2 separate regions of the Homo sapiens genome follow, and region 2 is linked to region 1. A link is a contact called in ENCODE Hi-C data. All regions are on one chromosome and are shown on one strand. Each heading gives the region's core, a stretch centred on a gene start or an enhancer-like site at or near the end of the contact. The rest is flanking DNA. Distances are from core to core; before and after follow the strand shown.

Region 1 (7,167 bases), core at 1,511-4,010:
GGAGGAGAAATAACTTTCTTGAATTTCTGTAGTTTGATAAGATTTCTTGTATTTGCAGCCAATTGTTAGAGAAGGCTTGGAATGGGCTTTACAAAGGCCTTTCTTGAGGATATAATCACCTGTTCTCTGGTGCAGCTCCAGAGGCTCCCTCATGCAAAGGCAAAGCTCACCACCTTTGTCCAAGCACAGGTGAGGAGAGCACCTGAGGTGGCAGGGCCGGGTTCCCCCATCACCTCTGGGCCCAGAGAAGGTCAGGGGAGTCAGGGTTGCCTGCTAAATAGTCCTGGCAGCCCTTTTGTTTGTAAGCTCCAGTTGAAGGCCACAAGAATCAAAATGTTTTGTTATGCAACCCTGCCAGGCAGCATAGTTTCCACTAGAACTGGGAGGCAGCAGTGCACAGTGTAGCTGATTGTACTGCGGCCTGCCCCGAGGGCCCTGTCTTATGCTCCACCTCGGAGGCCAGCAGGAATTTCAGTATTTCTGTGAAAACTGCTTTAGGTTATTTCTCCTCTTATTCCAATCAGTTTGCCAAAGAAACAGCTCATAATGTGACAGGAGCCGGTCCCTCAGCAACCTAGAAGGGATGGGATAGAACTGTTATCTGAGTGTCAGATAGAAAATATACGAGCAGGGAGGGGTTTCTTGGCACTTTTGGCAAACATTGGACTTCTGCCTGGTAAACAGATCTTTTTATCCTTTCTGTTCTGAAAATTCCTCCTTCTCCTTAACCAAGCCTCTGAGGACAGTAACACCCAAAGCATTCTATTCCAACACCTGTCTCCCCTGGTATGTCTCTGGGTTGGTGGAATTAGCATAGAGATTACTTTTATTTTCAGGGAGGGCCGTAAGACTATAGGAAATTGACTTTCAAAAAGTAGATGATTGTGATTAAATAAAATACAAAATGTTCTATTAATCTACTCTAAAAACAATTTAAGAAAATATATGTCCCAGTTTTATTTTATATTAATGCTCTTTAAAAAAAGAGATAAAAGGAGAAAGAGGAGGTGGAGAAAGGGAATGAAGAGGAAGATTGAAAAAGCTAGAAGGGAGAAGGCAGAAGAGTGGACAGACAAAATGATATAGAGACAGATAAATATTTATATACAGAGAGAAAGGGGGGAGAGAGTGAAAGAGCAAGACAGAGAGAAACAAAGATCTCAATTAAATGACAAATCTCAGAGAGTCATAAAATGATAGAAAGTCACTATCCACATTTATTTTACCATTTCCCTCATTCATCCATCCATCTATCCAATTGTTTGCTCAGAAGCATTTTTTTATATCAAGCCCCTTGCTGCAGCCCCACAGCCACAGTCTCTACCTTTAGAATGATGTCTCCTGGCAGTAGCCGGCCGTCTCTGGCGATCACCCCATCACGATAAATGTGTTGGATAATGATATGGACCAGTGGGGTTTCGCTACCTCCCACCAGCCTAATAGAGAGGCTTTCACTGGGATCTACTCGATTGATCTTGATGCTGGTAATTTCACCATCTGGAATCAGGTGGTACAACCTTGGAAAGACTGAAATGGACAAAGAGTGTTTATTTAAGACACCCACCCAATGGACCTTTCCAACTACTCTTCTTGCCAAACTTCAGTGTCAGCCAAACTAAACTATTCATTTTTCCTCATACATGTTTTCCATTTTCCTGCCTCTGTGTCAATGTAAGTTTCTCTGCTTGGAATGTTTTTCATCCTGAGCTTAAACCCAATTTTTCCTTCAAGGCCCTTCCAATTAAACTCTACCCTGATTCCTCCTTCCCTTGCTCTAAACAGCCCACTTCCTATAAAGCTTTCTAGCTATTTCTCATGGCACTCAACCCATTATTGTTATTTTTACCTTTTTGTTTTTGTTTCTGTTTTTTGAGACAGGGTCTTACTCTGTTGCCCAGGCTGGAATGCAGTGTCTCACTACAACCTCCGCCTCCTGAGCTCAAGTGATCTTCCCACCTCAGCCTCCCAAGTAGCTAAGACTACAGGCACATGCCACCATTCCTGGCAAATTTTTACATTTTTTGTGGAGACGGAGTTTTGTCATGTTGTCCAGGCTGGTCTTGAAATCCTGAGCCCAGGTGATCCACCCACCTCGGCCTCCCAAAGTGCTGGGATTACAGGTGTGAGTCACCTCTCCCAGCTTATACTCATTTCTTATATACCTCATATCATGCCCATAAAACCTGAGGGCATAAACTCTCGCTGTTCCATGGTTCTCTGCATATATCTCTGCATGCAGAGGCCTTCAGCTGAAGTTTACTGAATTAATAGAAGTGAATGAATCATTTTTAATGGAATGAATTGCAGTTTTATCGCTTGCTTATTGAGAGGTAAAAAACAGAACCAATTTGCCACTTTGCCCTCTCAGATAATTTTGAAAATTTCTTCCTTAAAGACTCTGCTTTTCAGGCTTGGGGGAACATCAGTTCTTTCTACCAGACATTGTTGTTAACAAATGGAAGAGGCCTGATTCATGATCAAGAAGAGGCCAAGGCCTAGTTGGTGGCCTTGAGCAGTTCATCCCTGGTTTGCCTGAAATCACTGAGTTCAGAGCAAGGAGATTCAAAGATCATCTAGGCTGGTGTTTTCAAACTGTATTTTTAAACTGATGAATCTGCTTTCCCCAAGAAATCTCTCCTAGCTCTCTTCTCATCTTTCATCCCATTGTGACCACACAGAAAACAGCTGCTCTAATTGTCCTGCTGCTTGACAGTGATAGTCAAACACTACAAGTGAGGAGGTTTAAGGCTGAGAGAAGGGGAGTGAAGTAACTGACTGGACATCCCAAAGTTAGGTGGTCCTGAGAGCCAGGTCAGAACCCAGAGTTCTTGTGACCGGTACTCTCTGTCAGGTATCCCTGGAGCCAGGGGTTCACAGCCAGGCCAGAGCCCATGAGGGACTTGCTCTATGGACCTATGAGCCAGCAGCACCGACTGGCATTGTTTTTTTTTTCACTTCAGTTTGAATAGAAGTGTTCAGAGGGGACACCAACAAGTGATGGGAACAAGCCACACCTAGCTTGGTGGAAAAAGGGGCTCCTCCAAGCAGCTAGAGGCTCAAGTTTGAATGTAAAGGGCTGAGATGCTTCTGTCTTCCGTAGGTGCTGACAGCTGCCTCACCTTAAGAGTCTCCTTTCGTTATGGCATCTGGAAAGATCTCACATGGCAGGCCTGCTTCTAGTTCCTTGTGAGCATTTTCAAAACCCGTGACCTTAGTCCATTTTCCCTAATGAATTAATAAGTACTCAACTCTCTAAGAACAATAAAGAATTAAAATTATTTCTAAGTATGTTAGGGCAAAGTAACTTAGTGGGCAGAGGAAACCCGAGATGTTGTAAATGTGGGTCCTTAATCTCTATACTGATTGAACTGAAGTGACTGCATAAGGCAGGGGTAAGCTGGCTTCAGCAGTCAGCTCCTGGTACTAACAGTACTCGGGTGATTGAGTTCAATTAATGTTTAAACTACTTTGGTTATATTAAGTAGGCTATACCACAGGCAATTGCTAGAACATGTCTGGTATAACAAGGGAATGGAAAAAAATTCATTCTGAGCAAAGAAAGATTTGGAAATAATCACAAAAGCCAATTTTCCCTCCCTCATTCCCCTTCCCTTGTTACCATCTTTTCCAACAGATTTACAAAAACCACACTGCCAAACCTAAACCGCTAGAGAATGTTTGATTTGATAGCTTGAAAGGACATACCATTCACACTTGTAAATGATGTTAGAGCAACACCAATGAGATCCTAGTGACCTTAAAGAGATAAAGGAATTTTTAAACTGCCAAACTTGTGTTGGTCTGGAAAGTAAAAAATTTGCTCAATATTATGTCCTTACTCAAGGACTAAAGGATATAATCTTATTAGCTGAGAGTTTGTTATATGCTGACATTGAGTTAAGGTATTTGAATGCATTTTTTTGTTTAGTCTTCACAATAACCCTATGAAATAGATGATAATAATCTTTTTTTTTTTTTTTTTTGGGGGTGGGGGGACAGGATCTCACTCTGTCACCCAGGCTGGAGTATAGTGGTACAATCTTGGCTCAAAGCAGCCTTGACCTCATGGGCTCAGGCAATCCTCCCATCTCAGACCAAGAAGCTGGGAGTACAGGTGTGTGCCACCATGTCCCACTAATTTCATTTTTTGTAGAGACAAAGTCTCACCATGTTCCCCAGGCTGGTCTCAAACTCCTGGGCTCAAGAGATCCTCTCACTTTGGCCTCCAAGTGCTAGGATTACCGGTGTAAGCCACCATGCCCAGACCCATCTCTGTCTTTTCAGATGAAGAAATGCTGAAGCTTAGAGCATTAAGCAACCCAGCCAGGGTCACACAGTTGATAAACAGTGGCGCCAGTCCCTTTACTGACATTAAAAGGATGGATAAACCATGCCAGGAAGCTAACTGTAGGTTGCTGAAGCAATGAGGCCCTCTGGCCATTTTGAAAGCATTGTTGCCTCACAAATGCTGTGACGACATTGATACCAGGCTAGCTGAGTCTTAACACCTCACTCCATTCTGGAATTACAGCTTCCTAGTGTGTCTGAGGAAATCCAATCTCTCCCACTCCAGCCCGCCTACTCATTGAACATGGCTGCTATCTCTGTCTTCTGGAAACACGGCTCCAATCCTGCAACAACTCTATACAAGAGCTCCCAGGTGTGTTCACTACCCCCAAATCAAGTACAGACTCCTAAATAATAATCAGGACACACTATGATCTGACCTTCACCTCATCTTCTGTATTGGTCTGGAAAGAAAATGATTTGTTCAATATTATGTCCTCACTCAAGGACTAAAGGATATAATAATAATTATTAACTGAGAGTTTACTATATGCTGGCATTGAGCTAAGCTACTTGAATGCATTTTCCAACACACAGTCAGCATCCCAACATCCATCCAAGTCACATGGATTACACTGTCCCCTATGGCTGCTATGGTCATTAATTTATACTTCATTCTTCATAGTACAGGCATACCTCTGAGATATTGTGGGTTTGGTTCCAGACTGCTATAAGAAAGTGAGTCTTTTGGTTTCTCTGTGGTTATAAGAGTTATGTTTACACTGTACTCTAGTCTATCAAGTGTACAATAGCATGTTTTTTAAAATGTACATATCTCAATTTAAAAATACTTTATTGCTAAAACATGCTGTTTAACGATCATCTGAGGCTTCAGCTTGTTGTAATCTTTTTGCTGGTAGAGAGTCTTGCCTTGATGTTGATGGCTGCTGACTGATCACAGTGGTGGTTGCTGAAGGTTGGGAGTGGCTTGGCAATTTCTTAAAATAAGACAACAATGAAGTTTGCCACATGAACTGACTCTCGTGAAAGATTTTTATGCAGATTCTCTGTAGAATGCAATGCTGTTTGATAGCATTTAAACTTCAGTAGAACTTCTTTCAAAATTAGAGTCAATCCTCTACTAACCTTGCTGTTTTATCAACTATGTTTATGTAATATTCTCAATCCTTTGTTGTCGTTTCAACAATGTTCACAGCATCTTCAGCAGAAGTAGTTTCCATCTCAAGAAACCACTTTATTTGCTCATCCGTAAGAAATGCCTCTACACTCATTCAAGTTTTATTATGAGATTGCAACAATTTGGTCATATCTTTTTTTTTTTTTTTAGATGGAATCTTGCTCTGTTGCCCAGGCTGGAGTGCAGTGGTGCGATCTCGGCTCACTGCAAGCTCCGCCTCCCAGGTTCACATCATTCTCCTGCCTCAGCCTCCCGGAATTTGGTCATATCTTTAAGCTCCACTTCTAATTCTAGTTCTCTTGCTATTTCCACCACATCTATAGTTACTTTTCTCCACTGAAGTCTTGAACCCCTCAAAGTCATCCTTGAGAATTAAAATCAACTTCCTCCAAACTCCTGTTAATGTTGATATTTTGACCTCCTCCCATGAATCACTAATGTTCTTAATGGCATGTAGAAGGGTGAATCCTTTCCAGAAGGTTTTCAATTTTCCTTGCCCAGATCCATCAGAGGAATCACTATGTATGGCAGCTATAGCCTTTCGAAATTTATTTCTTAAATAATGAGACTTAAAAGTAGAAATTACTCTTTGATCCACGGGCTGCAGAATGGATATTGTGTTATCAGGCATGAAAACATCATTACTCTTGCGTCTCCATCGAAGTACTTGGGTAACTAGGATGCATTATCAATGAGTAGCAATATTTTGAAAGGAACTTTTCTTTCTGAGTAATAGGCCTCAACAGTGGGCTTAAAATATTGAGTAAACTATGCTGTAAAAAGATGTGCTGCCATCCAGTCTTTGTTGTTCCATGGAGAAAGCACAGGCAGAGTAGATTTAGCATAATTCTTAAGGGTCCTAGGATTTTTGAAATGATAAATGAGCACTGGACCCCACCTTAAAATCACCAGCTGTATTAGCCCCGAACAAGAGAGCCAGCCTGTCCTTTGAAGTTTTGAAGCCAGGCATTGACTTCTCTCTAGTTAAGAAAGTCCTAGATGGCATCTTCTCCCAATATAAGGCTGTATCATCTACATTGAAAATCTGTTGGCTGAGTGCGGTGGCTCACACCTGTAATCCTAGCACTTTGGGAGGCCGAGGCAGGCGGATGACCTGCGGTCAGGAGTTCAAGATCAGCCTGGCCAACATGGCGAAACCCTGTCTCTACTAAAAATACAAAAAATTAGCCAGGCATAGTGGTGCACGCCTGTAATCCCAGCTACTTGGGAGGCTGAGACAAGAGAATCACTTGAACCCAGGAGGCAGAGGTTGCAGTGAGCTGAGATCATGCCACTGCACTCCAACCTGGGCTACAGAGCGAGCGAGACTCCGTCTCAAAAAAAAAAGAAAATCTGCTTAGTGGAGCCACCTTCAATGATTTTAGCAAGATCTTCTGGAAAACCTGCTGCAGCTTCTACAATCAGCATTTGCTGCTTCGTTACAATCAGCATCTGCTGCTTCGCTACAATCTGCATTTGCTGCTTTGCCTTGCACTTTTATGTTATGGAGATGGCTTCTTTCCTTAAACCTCATGAACCAATCTCTGCTAGCTTCCAACTTTTCTCCTTTAGCTTCTTCACCTCTCTCAGCCTTCACAGAATCAAAGAAAGTTAGGACCTTCCTCTGGATTAGGCTTTGGTTTAAGGGAATGTTGTGGCTGTTTTGTTTTTCTATCCAGGTT
Region 2 (7,167 bases), core at 2,003-4,502, 76 kb after region 1:
GATGAGCTGGTCGCAAAAGGACAAATACTGTATGATGTCGTTGATATGAAGCACTTAGAGCAGTCATATCCATGGAGACAAAAAGTGGAATGGTGGCTGCCAGGGGCTGGGGGAAGGTGGAATGGGGAATTCGTGTTTAATGGATATAGAGTTTCCATTATGGAAGATGAAAAATTTCTAGAGATGGATGGTGGTGATAGTTGCACAATACATGAAAGTACTTAATACCACTGAACTGTATACTCATAGTGGTTAAAAATGGTAAACTTTATGTTACATTTTATTAGAATTTTAAAAAATCCCATAAACACATACATACAACACAACTCCACCAAATGCTATTTCCTCACACTGAATCATGACCATAAACACCTAGCTGTTTTTTTATTTTGAATGGATCATTTCATTGGTTGGAAGCCCTCAGGAGACTGGGGGGTGGAGGGGTCCAGCTGTCCCGCTTGGGGGTGGGACTTACCGGCTCGCTGATGGGGGACCTACCTGGTTTGAAAGTGATGCTCGAGGTCACAGCGCTGCAACACCTGGGTGCAGTGCTCCCTGAATGGGCAGGTCACCAGTAGCTTGTTGAGGAGTTTGTTGACCAGGATGCTGGACTTCTTGCAGTGCTGCAGAACCAGAGGCTTGCGGTCCATGGGACAGAAGTCCTTCTCCACCAGGAAGTTGGTGAGGCAGAGGGTGCAGTAGGTGTGTCCACACGGAGTGTCCAGGGGGTCCAGCAAAGCCTGCAGGCAGATGTGGCAGATGAGGTCATCATCCACTTCCTCTGGATAGCTGTAGAAGTGGTTTTCCTCCAAGGAGTGGGCTTGGCCACACACTGCACACAGGGGTTCAGGATCGTTGGCAGACTCTGGCTGGTTCATGATGGATTGGAGAGCAGTATAACAGGAAACTCAGTCACACAATATTTCCTCAGGAGCAAGTCAAGATCTAGGAGACATCCACACACCTAAAAAAGAACAAGAAGGCTCACCTTTGCTTCCCAGCACATGAAAGGCTTATGCTTATGGTAGACATGAGACAGGGCTGCCAATGCATGGGGAATTGAGCTACGATTCAGAAAGCCAGGGTTGAGGGTCCACTCTGGAGTGACTGACAGGACCTTGGGCAAGCCCCATGGCCTCCTCGTGCCTCTGTTTTTCCACGCATGCCAGTGGGAATAATGTTCACCTTTCACATCCTCACATTGGTGTGGTAAGAATCATTTGGGTAATATCTGGGAAATGCCTAAAGTAACTCTAAAAAATGTAATTTGTTAAGAAAATTAAATAGACCAGTGATTTGTAAAATTCTTGTCAGATCAGGACAAGAAAAAAAAAACAAAAAACAGTTAACACTGTGATGGCTTTCTCTTATCTTTCTTCCCCATCTTTCTCCCAAACTCAGAAAAAGTAGGAGATCAGAGCTTTCAACTAAGTCATCTGAGAGAAAATAGTGCTGTTGAGCCTTTCATATTTTCACTATGATAAATGCACTGTTGTCTCCTGTATGCATTTCACTCAGTTGGTCGTTAGTGGCTAAGTGGGCTCTGGACACTTTGCCTGGGTTCAAATCCCACCACTATGGGCCAATGATTTCAGACTCTGTTTTCACATCTGTAAAATGGGGATAATCACAGGCTACTTCATAGAACTCTTGTGAGGATGAAATGAGATATGATATATAAAGCTCTTAGATTTGCATCTACCACATACTAAGTGCTCAATAATTCTTACATGTATTTGTTACTGAATTCATTGTCTCTAGTCTAGCTCTGTTGGCCCAGAAACTGAAAGCTAGAGCTCCTATAAGGGGCCTTTAAGCTTTGTTCTAATAGGACTCTTTTATTCCATTAGATATTTCGTTTTTTTTTTTTCTTTTTAGACGGAGTCTTGCTCTGTTGCCCAGGCTGGAGTGCAGTGGCATGATCTCTGCTCACTACAACTGCCACCTCCCAGATGCAAGTGATTCTCCTGCCTCAGCTTCCTGAGTAGCTGGGATTACAGGCGCGCGCCACCATGCCTGGCTAATTTTTGTATTTTTAGTAGAGACAGGGTTTCGCCATGTTGGCCAGGCTGGTCTTGAACTCCTGGCCTCAAGAGATCCACCTGCTTTGGCCTCCCAAAGTGCTGGGATTACAGGTGTGAGCCCCCATGCCCAGCCTAGATATTTCTTTTAAACAGTAGAATACTACCACAATACATATTTTCCTTTAACATAGATAGGAGTCAACAATAATCAAGTTTTTCAACATGCTTGCTTTGCATCTAGGAAGTCTCTTGCGTAGAAAGTCAATAAATAGTTTTCAAGCGCCAACTCTGAGCTAGGTCATGAGTTTGATATGCAGACCTTTGAGAGAGACTTAAAGGATATGCTTCTGCCCTCAGGGAGTCCCCATTCCAGAGGTGACATGGACACACACACAAGTAGGAGCCCAGTGCAAACTAGGGCTCTGGGTCAACTTTCATGGTGATTAAGAATCCCACCTTGGGACCAGGCCCGCTTTTGGCTGCATTGGCTGGGGATCACTGGCACCAGGTATCTGCATCTGGGACCCACCCCCTGGGCTGGCTAATCAAGGAGGAAGCAGCAGCAGTGTCTGCTGTGGGGGCCACAGCTCTGTATTGCATCATCCTGGTGGTAGTCACAGTGGCCGAGTGAGTTTCTTGGGGGCCCAGCTTCCTCCAGAGGTGGCAGCAATGGACCAGCTACTAGGGGACCTAAACAGGAGCATGTTTAGAAAGTTGCTGAAGTTTGTGGTCAGCAGCCTGCAAGGGGAGGACTGCCGAGAGGCTGTGCAGTGTCTTGGGGTCAGCACCAACCTGCCGCAGGAGTGGCTGGGTGCCCTACTGGCAGGCATGCACACGCTGCTCCAGCAGGCCCTCCATCTTCCCCCCACCAGCCTGAAGCCCAACACCTTCAGGGACCAGCTCCAGGAACTCTGCATCCCCCAAGACCTGGTCGGGGACTTGGCCAGCGTGGTATTTGGGAGCCAGCGGCCCCTCCTTGATTCTGTGGCCCAGCAGCAGGGGGCCTGGCTGCCCCATGTTGCTGACTTTCAGTGGTGGGTGGATGTGACAATCTCCACCAGTGCCCTGGCTCGCTTCCTGCAGCCGAGGGTCCTGATGCAGCTGAAGCTTTCAGATGGGTTAGCATACCGCTTCGAGGTCCCCATAGCCAAGTTCCAGGAGCTGCGGTACAGCGTGGCCCTGGTCCTAAAGGAGATGGCAGATCTGGAGAAGAGGTGTGAGGGCAGCCTGCAGGACTGACCCCTCACATGACCAGTCCTATTCAGGTCAGGCTTGGACAGGCACCTCAGATGGTGCCAAAGTGCAGCTGACTCTTCCCAGGACAGCCCTGCCCTTCCCATGAGGCAGGCTCTTCATCCAGGTGCTTTTGTAGATCTTGTATTTTAGGTTGGGCATTTTCATTCTTCTGCCTTAAATCCCTGACTTCACAGAGCTGACATTCTAGTGGGGCTAAGGGGAGGGGAAACATTATAAAATAAATAATAAAAATAAATTAAAAAAAAAAGAATCCTGCCTCTTCCCTCAGCCCCAACTCAACTTTCCTCTTTTCCAAAAGTAAATTAAAAGACCTTATGCTTTCCACAAGAACATAAAGACACACGAATAACCTAACAGGAAATTAGCCACATTTGGAAACAGCCCAGCAGTCATAAACTGTATTATATCTCTTTTCTTTTCCAAATAAAGTCGGAGGTTGTTTGTGCAAACATAGCCTTATCTCAAAAAGAAAATACATTGACTTCAGGCTTTCATTGAGTCAGCTTTGTTGTTTACATTTCTGTACTGCAGTAATATGCCTGAGAGGACACTCTAGTGAAGAGGTTGCTGGCAAATGCCCTTAATATAAAAACATTTAGAAATTGTAGCATTTTATTTAGCATCAGATAGGACCACAGAAGGCAAAGATAGAGGGTGCAGGAGGGGGTAAAGTTGTTTCAAGGAAATCTGTATCTATGCAGCTGCTGATTGTCCTCAAGGCTGTTAGAAAGTACTGGAATCTCACAGGAAATACTTTAAGTGACATCAGAAACAGTTGAAAAACAAACATGAAAATGGAAATGGGCCATGCAAAAGATTATCATCTACAATCTATAGGGGAAAAATGGTTCACACAGGATGAACTAAAGCTCTAGGTCTTTTAAAGCTTCTCTGTAGTGTTCTGCCATATAGTCCCACATGCTACAGTCTTGGTTATTCTTTCTCATGATGCTGTAGGGGAATATAAATTCAGGCTGCAGTGCGGCCATACCACTGAAAATACAACTGCATGTTTCTGGGCCATTCCCTTGTTGGTGAAATGGTGGCATTGGACCAGATTTTCGTTTTTCAAACTGTGCTGTGGAAGGCATCAGATACTTCCAGATCTTCCAAGGGAGTGGAGATAGGAGGAAACCAAGGGGGAGCTTTGCCCACTCCTCCAGCTCTGCCATTACTATTATTATTATTTTTTAAAGATGGGGTCATGCTATGTTGACCAGGCTGGTCTTGAACTCCTGGCCTCAAGCAATCCTCCCATCTTAGCCTCCCAAAGTTCTAGGGTTACAGATGTGAGCCACCACACCCCGCCTGCCATTATTTCCTTAATGCATCATGTTCCTCTTAATATTCTGGTCAAAGAATCCTAGCTTTTAAAAAAAACTTGCAAACCACCAGACTAGATCGTGTACAACAGTCCCTTCCAGAAATAGAGTTCTATGATTCTGTGCTAATCAAGTGAGGTTTTTATGTTTTGTTTTGTTTTTGATGATTTGATGTTTGGGAAAAATCCTTTTTTCATCTAACAGTTCTTTGAATATTTACCATGCGCCAGGCACTGTGCTAGGGGCCTTATATTATAGTATATTATGTTATTCAATCCTCACAAATGGCATAGGAAACTGAAATGCAGAGGGTAAATAACTTGTCAATCACACCAAAAAAAGAAACAAAACAGGCAGGGGCTGTCTGACTCCAAGTTTCTGCTCCTACTTCCCTACTTTGTCTCCCAGAATCTTTCTTGATTATGGCTAGTCAGAATCCCAATAATGTAACTCATTAAATACAAGAGACCCAGGAAATTAGAAAGCTTTAAATCTCTTCAGGCTCTATTGCAAGTAGAATCATGTGTTGCTTAATGATGGGGATATGTTCTGAGAGGTGCATTGTTAGGCGATTTGGTCCTTGGGTGAACATCATAGAGTGCACTTACACACACCTTCACGGTATAGCTGACTATACACCATATAGATGTGTAGTCTATGGCTCTTACGCTGCAAACCTGTACAGCATGTAACTGTACCAAATACTGTAGGCAACTGTAACACAATGGTAAGTATTTATATATCTAAACATAGAAAAGGTACAGTAAAAACAGTATTTTAATCTTATGGGATCACCATCATATGTGGAGTCTGTCATTGACCAACATGTCGTTATGGGGTCCATGACTGTAGATATGTCAAAGATCTCTGAAGAAAAAGATTCCTTGATTTCACTGAGTGCTGAGGCAGAATGAATGGAATGGAGTAAGCAAAAATGGCAGATTTAGCTCCACCTCCAATTTTCTTTTATCTTTTCCCTTCCTTTCTTTTTCTTTCTGAGAGCAATTTGAATTCCCTGGCACTTACCCATGTGGATAAACCAAATTCTTAATATTATGTTAATGTAAACACTGCTGTATATATTTTCTGACTTTATTTTAGACTAAATAAAGCCTACATGAATAGAAACAGATTATGAGATAATTGACTGAACAAGCAGTTTTGGCTCTAAGGGAAAGAACCAGGTAGACTTAAAAAATATGATTAATATCTCCCTGGTGGTTCTTATTTGCAGTGTATAGCTTATAAACATGTATGATGTATCACGTTTTCAGACATATCAGAGCCTTGCTGCTGAATGGAGAAGAAATTATCAAAAATCATTAAGCCTGAAAAGGTAAGCTAGTTTCTCCCACCAAAAGTAAGAGAGAGGGCCTGTCAGCTTTGTGTCCATATAAATTTACTGAATGTATCAGCCATCAGCATCTCTGGCCCTAACTGAAGTAAGTAGACAGAGCTGTGATACAGTGTTTTGGCAGTTTAGAGTAAGAAAGAGTAGTGGAGTGGATTGATTCCCTCCTTACGTACGTGTATGATGGGTACGGTGGAAATCTTACACTTTTTCAGTATAACCCTGTGGTGCCTTAGGAATCACCCTTTCCTTCTTTCTGATCTGGAATAGGACAGAAACCAGAGGTGATTTTTAGAGATATATGGAGCCAAAACCCCCAATCTAGTGCTGAAAAGCACCCAGAAAAATAAAAACCCCCATCTCTTTTTGGTCCTAATCCCTGCTTCCTTTCCTATGATTTTATTGTCTAGCCTAAAACCTGTATAGAAGCTTCTCTGCCTAATTCTCAAATTTTGAACTTCCTGGATGACAATAAAGACACATACCAGAGCAAAAGCCAGTTGGTGCCGCCTGCAACCAAGAGGGTCATTCGAGATCGTGTGTCTACTGTCAACGCACTAGACAGATTTAAGAACAGCCTTTGGAATACAGCCTGTTTGGAAGTGGAAACATTTCTGCATCAGGTAACTCATCAGAACAATGGGATCCTTGGTGTGCTGTTGTCCTGCTAATTCTCCTTTCAATGCACCCTGGCTTTATAGAAAATGGTTATCAGATGTAGTTGCCAGAATAAACCACATACTCCACTAGAAGGACAATTGGATAAATATAACATTTGGCATGTGGCAACGATAATTTTACGTGTTCTTCCCATTGAAAGGACAAGATTTGACCCTAAAGCATCTCTGAAATTGTTGCCTGAGTCACAGTTTTCTAGTAATAGGAGGAGGATTCCATATTATGAAAAAGAATCCTTCTTTATAGTCACATGGCGGTGTGTCCTGCATTGGCACTTTAACCTTGTCAAAGATGAAACACTATAGCCACAGACTCTGAGTCAAAAGGAAGCCTGACAGATGAGAAAGGCCTTTATTACTTTATAAAATAGATGATTCTACCTTTGGATAGCTTTGATTAATAGAGGAAAAAGTCCACATAATGAGCAAAATTTTCCTTTCCTATACCTCACCTGCCCTTTCCACAAGTGCCACCGTTACCCTAGGAGCTCTTTAGAATATGCCTAACTTTTTAAGTCCTTTAATTATTTGAAGAC

The links. A loop is a pair of places that touch in the nucleus more often than their neighbours do. Pooled maps may share reads with other maps.
Region 2: a loop to region 1 is called in a map of thyroid gland, with 2.4 times the contacts of the local background. The contact joins the enhancer-like site here to the promoter of LNX1-AS1 in region 1. A Hi-C loop is called at or near these places in 2 of 168 maps with a recorded cell type or tissue (IMR-90 and thyroid gland) and 1 of 50 pooled maps.

The regions. Positions count from the first base shown.
Region 1 is chr4:53,497,317-53,504,483 of GRCh38, forward strand. LNX1-AS1 (LNX1 antisense RNA 1) reads left to right here and starts at 2,761. Exons shown (of 4, transcript NR_046622.1): 1 at 2,761-2,811; 2 at 3,101-3,186; 3 at 4,532-4,660. LNX1 (ligand of numb-protein X 1) reads right to left here. Exons shown (of 11, transcript NM_001126328.3): 5 at 1,325-1,527.
Region 2 is chr4:53,573,125-53,580,291 of GRCh38, forward strand. LNX1 (ligand of numb-protein X 1) reads right to left here. Exons shown (of 11, transcript NM_001126328.3): 2 at 499-964. The coding sequence starts at 878. It also overlaps the pseudogene COMMD5P1. Among named protein-coding and RNA genes, the nearest start is that of LNX1, 15 kb to the right of the region's middle. Within about 2 kb of position 3,253, at least 3 of the 41 ENCODE cell types and tissues checked have a DNase peak (open chromatin) inside an H3K27ac peak, as active enhancers do.